Linked DNA regions of Homo sapiens: region 1 is linked to region 2. A link is a contact called in ENCODE Hi-C data. All regions are on one chromosome and are shown on one strand. Each heading gives the region's core, a stretch centred on a gene start or an enhancer-like site at or near the end of the contact. The rest is flanking DNA. Distances are from core to core; before and after follow the strand shown. Region 1 holds the start of POLR1H (RNA polymerase I subunit H). Region 2 holds the start of ZNF165 (zinc finger protein 165).

Region 1 (3,312 bases), core at 722-3,221, 2.0 Mb after region 2:
TTGATGCTGAAATTTAGGCTCATAAGGAATGAAAACTGTAATTTATATCTACAAATATGATGCCTCTATATTGTTGGAAAGGATCTGATATCAAATATTTGGTCTCACTGACCTCTTAGGAACATTCTTATTTGTCTACGTAAGCTTATTTTGAGATTGTAAACGTATGATCATCTTACTTTTACTTCTCTGTACATGGCTTCTAGCACAATACTTAACATTAGAGTCTGTGATCCCAAGTTCTCAAAATTAATGATTTGCTGATTGCTGATGATCCTTGACACATAATATCTGAGCATCTTTTTTAAATATCTGCCATAACATTGTATCTATTTTTATTAAGCCATTTCCCAGTCTTCCTTGAAGTTTACAGATATGTTTCCTTTATATGCATGTTCTGGGCTCTCACATTTTGTACCTACTAGCACAGTTTTATTATATTCTAATTATTCATTCATGTTCCTTGAGGTCAGAGAACACAGATTTCAACTTTGCAGGCTCAGCCTCAGCTCAAAACCTGGCATAGTTGCTCAATAAATCTTTACTGATTAGACTGTGAGCTTTTGTTGGGAAAAGGATATGCCTTTTAATGCTTTGTTCCTTTACTGCAATTCACAGGGGATGTTGGCTGTTTTTCAAATTAAAAACAGAAAACTGAGGAGGGTAGAATTTCAAGTTCCATTTTCAAAGGAGACACACAGATAAGTGAGAATAAAAACTGTCTACGACAATCAGCTCAACAACACGTCTCCCTTTGTAAGACAGAATAACAAGCAATTTCACAGTTAAATGATAGGGCTTGTCACTCTTCAGCAGTTTGCTGAGTTTTAACCCTTTCACTATGGCGTTCTCTCCATTATTACAGAGAAAGGCAGATGGGAGCCTCTCCCAGCGAAAAGACTACAGCTTGTGTCCTTCATAGGAGAAAACAGTGATGGCTCCAGAACTTTTATATGAATGAACTTAGCACAGCTATCAGAGTGGATGGTGGTGGGAGGGCTAGCAGGAAACTAGTAAACAACTACAAGCTGCCCCTTCAGGGAAAGTTTCTACTTGGAATATAAGTTACAGATTAATGAAAATAGAAAGATTTCCCAAAGATACTTATTCTCATGTTTTATAAAAGATCAGGGAAATGTCAGCTGTCCACTTAACGGATGACATAATGAATTAAGAGTTCGATAGGCGGCAGGCACAACTAAAAGCCAAACTCGACCTAAGTCTTATGAAATCCTACTTAATGAGCTTTCTTGACTACTGCTAGCCTCACTTATCTGGCAGGAGTCGAAGGAGAGGAAGCCCCAAGCTCCTCTGTTCCACCACCTCCAAAGTCCTGAACCCCTTCTCAAGTGTACCACTTCATCCCTGCTTCCTTTCGTCCCGTGGGACTAAGCATTCCTCGGGCCTTCACTCTCACCACTTGCTGTCCCTCAAAAAGCCGACTCACCCCTTTCCAAGCGCAGTGAACCGTCCGCAAAGCACGAGGCCGGTTGCGAGCTGCAGAAAGCCCACGCTCGCCAGCGGGACCCAAGGAACGCTAGAACTATACGTCCCAGAACACTTAGCTTTGTTTTTAACTACGGTGCAGCCGCAAAAGGGAAATACCGGCTCAGGACCCAGGGGAGTTGTAGTTCTCTAATCCAAAGAAATCATTATTTGGCAACGTACGGTTTTCAGGGGGATATACCCCGCGACTGCGTTCCTGTAGGATGTGAGACAAAGAGAATAAATATCCCAGGATTGGGTGCTGGTGGGAAAATTTGCTGGAAGCGCAGCATTGGTTACCAATTTTGTGCTCAACCTCTCAGTACCAGGGTGAAAGTGGAGACGCAATCTCCCTTGGAAGACGTTAGTCTCCATCTCTAACGCTCCCGAGACACGGTTCGCAATTAATTATGACGTCACAGCCAATCGTCAACGCGAAAGCCTGACGCTCTAGCCGGCTCTATCTCGCTGCCCCGCCGCGGGCGCAGAGCTGGCGCTCTAGCCCACGGAGTTGGTTAACTCCTCTCACCGGCCCCTGGAAAGGGTTCCAAGTCCTTTAGTACCCGACGCTGTCTGGGAATTCCGGGCGTTTCGGCTCCTTGGTCGCAGAGGCAGGAGGCGTGCGTGGCAGGAGGGTTCGGGTTATATACTCCTAGGTCCTGGGACAGAATAGTTACGACCTCTGGGACAGGAACTCTTCTCTCTTTTGTTAATAAACTTCCAACTCCCTCCTCAGACCCGACCGCATGTCTGTCATGGACCTCGCCAATACTTGCTCCAGCTTTCAGTCGGACCTGGATTTCTGTTCAGATTGCGGCTCGGTCCTGCCTCTGCCCGGGGCTCAGGATACGGTCACCTGTATTCGCTGTGGCTTCAACATCAACGTTCGGGGTGAGAGGCTTGTACGCAGGGGTCCTGGCGGAGGGCGCAGGGTCGGAAGCTTGGGGAACTCAAGATCGGTTGGGTTGAGGAGGGGATCCTAGAGCAGGACATCAGGCGGTTGTACATTTGGTCTAGCGATGAAAACTGAGGGAAAGGATGTAGGGCCTCCTGGCCTAACCAGCCAGGGGAAAGGGGAGGTTTCCGGTGTCAGCTCTCTCTGGTTGTCTCCATAACCAGTTCTTACTTGCCTGTGCAGACTTTGAGGGGAAGGTTGTGAAGACTTCGGTTGTGTTCCACCAACTGGGGACAGCCATGCCTATGTCGGTGGAGGAAGGGCCTGAGTGCCAGGGACCTGTGGTAAGCTAATGAGATCAAGAACTGGCTCCATAAGGTGGGTAGGAAAGAAATGGAGGAGTGATTGCAAAGCTCTGGAGAGTTTTGTGCCCAATTCCAAGAGGGAAAAGAGATGTAAACCATCGACGTTTGAGAGGCGTGATCGCCTGATTCCTGTGGGAAGTAAGGGGATATGACCAGGCCTCCCTAACCCACCAGTTTCTTCCCAGGTTGACAGGCGCTGCCCTCGATGTGGTCATGAAGGAATGGCATACCACACCAGACAGATGCGTTCAGCCGATGAAGGGCAAACTGTCTTCTACACCTGTACCAACTGCAAGTGAGTATTCTTTCCCCTCCCTCTGCTCAGTCTGTTTGCTAACTAAACAAATCCAGTGATTTATTTTTTTGTACGAAATGGCCGTTTCCCTTGGTCCCATCCCTTATTTCTGTGCAGTTCTGGTAATAGGGAGATTTGTAGTTGTTTTTTATTTTTTTAAGTTACACTTTTTTAAACCTTTTTATAACCAGTGAAATAAACCTTTTAGGATTTTTTTTTTTTTTTTTTTTTTTTTTTGACAGGGTGTCGCTCTGTCACCTAGCCTGGAGTGC
Region 2 (3,300 bases), core at 477-2,976:
GAGTTCCACTGGGGTAAGGGGATGAATCAAACAAGGCCTCAGAAGAAAAGTTGTCTGGGAATGCAGGAAGGTTTTGCAGAGGAGATGAAGTTTCAGTTGCAACCCTGCTGCGTGGGCTTCAATTTCACCACCTGAGATTTAAATAGAGGCAGGAGTCACTCAGGCTAGAATGCAGTGGTGCAATCACAGCTCACTATTGCAGCCACCACCTCCTGGGCTCAGGCGATCCTCCCACCTCAGCCTCCCGAGTAGCTGGGAGTACAAGTGCATTCCACAACCCCCGACTAATTTTTTTTTTTTTTAATTTTTGTAGAGACGAGGTCCCAACTATGTTGCCCAGGCTGGTCTCGAACTCCTGAGTTCAATTAATCCTCCTGCCTTTGCCTCCCAAAGCGGGGAATTAGAAAAGTGAGCCAACACGCCCGGCCCACTAGTGTTAAAAAATAAAAACAAAAGCAATAATCTGACAGATAGAGCCAGGGAGGGCTATGAAGAGACACTTCTCAGGCTTGTATGCCTCATAAGAAAACTATCACATATGACTGCAAAACCCATCTTACACCAAAAATACCTCTGCAAGGACATCCGCCCAGCAACTGTTTGTCTAACCTCAGACTGGTGTCATCCTCGTTACCGATCTTTGTAGTCAAGAATAATGATTTCAAAACAATTAAATAATCCTCCCCATTCTTCCTTTAAAAACCTTTGTCTTCCTTTACCTCCCTGAATAGAAACATAGTTTACTCTGGCACGTCTATTCTTATTGCAATTTCCTATTCCCGAATAAACTTTTTTTTTTTTTTTTGAGATGGATCCTTGCTCTGTCGCCCAGGCTGGAGTGCAGTGGCGTGATCTCAGCTCACTGCAACCTTCACCTCCTGGGTTCAAGCGATTCTTCTGTCTTAGCCTCCCAAGTAGCTGGGACTACAGGCGCCCACCACCACACCCAGCTAATTTTTATATTTTTAGTACAGACGGGGTTTCACCATGTTGGCCAGGCTGGCCTTGAACTCCTTGTTAAATACAGTGAGTTCTAAATTTCTCTTCAAAGAATCAGTATGTCAGTATGTTCAATTCTTTGTTCTCCATTTTAAACTTTAACTTCCTCATTTTCCTCGTCTCCTTGCCTCTAGTTTCAGTAAACAACCTTTTCCACCAGTTCTAATCAGTAGTTCACATCTGTTCCCCTGGTGACCTGCTCCGTCCTGAGTCACCCCTGGTCACCTGCTCTGACCTGAGTCACCTTTAGTCACCTGTTCCGTAACCGTCCTTCCCACTGAAACTGCTCACCCTACCACTCCGGCTCATACCCCTGCTCTCTTTAAAATAGCCAATCGGAATTAACTTAGACTGTGCGGTCCAACCCTAGCCAGTAGGGGAACGACACAGCACTAGGGACTACCTGCGTCAGGGATAAGAACCCCTTCCCCTCCCTTGTTCAGGTGTGCTCTCGCCATTGCTCCATCCGTGAGACGCACCCTTCTATAGAAGTAAATTGCTTTGCTGAGAAAATGTGTGCTCGAGTGTGTATCTTTTTCTTCTTCTTCTTTTTCTGAGACTGAGTCTCACTCTGTCACCCAAGCTGGAGTGCAGTGGCGCGGTCTCGGCTCACTGCAAGCTCCGCCTCCCGGGTTCAAGCGATTCTCCTGCCTCAGCCTCCCGAGCACCTGGAACTACAGGCGCGTGCCACCACGCCCGGCAATTTTTTTTTTTTTTTTTTTTTTTGTATTTTTAGTAGACACAGGGTGTCACCGCGTAAACCAGGATAGTCTCGATCTCCTGACCTCGTGATCCGCCCGTCTCGGCCTCCCAAAGTGCTGGGACTGCAGGCGTGAGCCACCGCGCCCGGCCAACGTCATTTTCTTTTCAGGAGTCCCTTCTGTTATTTAGCAAGACACACTACTACAATGGAGAAAAAAGATGCCCCCTCCTTCAAGCCCTGAGATCTTCAGGACTTTGGCGAAAAGTCTGCGCCCGAAGAGACCCAGGAAGGATTCTTGGAATTGTAGTCCAAAGGCATCCCGCCTTCTGCGCAGACTCACAAGTCCCTGTGGACGGAATTCTTGAAGTGTAGCGCCGCTCAGTCCTTCCACCGGAAGTGTCCGATCGGAATCAGCCCTGTCCGAGAGGTGAGTCCGGGTTTGGGGATCCAGATGTCCAGCCCCGTGTCCCCCTCCAAACATCCAGTCCCTCTCATATTGCCTTTGAAATTAGCAGCCTCTGGGTGACCAGACCTTGGCCCTCAGAGGAATCCCGGAGAAAGGTAGAACCAGCTTCGGCGTTGGGAACGCAGGCGCGCTTACGCATTTAGTGAGGGTTTGGCGGTCTCCATAGTTACCGCCGCCGCGCGTGACGTCATAGTGGAGCGCTGAGGGCTTGGTGGCGTGGGGTGGGGGCTGTCCTACTGATCCTGAATTTGGGGTCACTGGTAAGAGGAGTTGCCCATTCCAGCCAGGTGGAACGGGGAGGGGTGCCACATGTCTCAGATCTGCCATTGTCTGCGAAAAGAAACTGCTGCGAGGACCATCCCCAATCCCCTGCTTCCCTTGGGAAGAGTAACCGCCGTTTTGTAGGACACTTGGGGACAACCCCGCTTGTCCTGAAATTTATTGACACGGTAAATAGTATTTCCTGTGTGCCGAGGATGCAGTTAAACCAACACTGACCCCCTGCCCTTGAGAAACACAAGGTACTATGGGAGCCTTTACCAGCATGCCCCTTGAAGTCTCTGTTCTGCTTTGTGGTCTCTACCGGATTTCCCCTGACTGTCTCCCTCTCCACCAACAAAACTCTCACCCGTCTTCCCCTCCCGCAACATGCCCACCAAGACATGTTCATCCATCAGGAGCCCTGCTCTTTAACCTCCAACTTTCTCATCATAATTAATTACTCGTTCCTCTCTGTTCTCCTAGCGTTTCTTCACACATCTGCTTACCCATTTTTGTAAGTCCTCCTAACACAATATTATAAGGCACTAGATGCTCAATCAATATTTATTAGTTTAAAGCTACCAGCTTTAGGGGGACTCGGTTTTAAATAGATGAGAAGTGATAAAACACCTGGAGATAGTACTGTCAGCTGAGATAACATGTCATAGAACCAGCTGCTCAGCATAATTGAAATTTCATTCGGATTATATGGGCCTACTTTACACCCATCTTACTATGGTAAATGAGATCATGCTCATTAAGCATTAGGACACTACTTGGTTAGCGCATCTAGGAAACATAACCAGAAATATCAAAGAAATGGCCCAGTAAAATATAAGGGATTGAGACTCTCTGGTTAATATACCATGGA

What was found. A loop is a pair of places that touch in the nucleus more often than their neighbours do. Pooled maps may share reads with other maps.
Region 1: a loop to region 2 is called in a map of CD8-positive, alpha-beta T cell, with 14 times the contacts of the local background. The contact joins the promoter of POLR1H here to the promoter of ZNF165 in region 2. A Hi-C loop is called at or near these places in 2 of 168 maps with a recorded cell type or tissue (CD8-positive, alpha-beta T cell and naive thymus-derived CD4-positive, alpha-beta T cell) and 8 of 50 pooled maps.

Annotation. Positions count from the first base shown.
Region 1 is chr6:30,059,294-30,062,605 of GRCh38, forward strand. POLR1H (RNA polymerase I subunit H) reads left to right here and starts at 1,972. Exons shown (of 4, transcript NM_170783.4): 1 at 1,972-2,376; 2 at 2,624-2,724; 3 at 2,931-3,040. The coding sequence starts at 2,232. It also overlaps the pseudogene POLR1HASP and a transcript of PPP1R11 not described here. RefSeq lists enhancers at 999-1,865, 1,866-2,731.
Region 2 is chr6:28,078,842-28,082,141 of GRCh38, forward strand. It overlaps ZNF165 (zinc finger protein 165), which reads left to right and starts at 1,727. Exons shown (of 4, transcript NM_001376491.1): 1 at 1,727-2,129. RefSeq lists enhancers at 1,183-1,252, 2,053-2,172.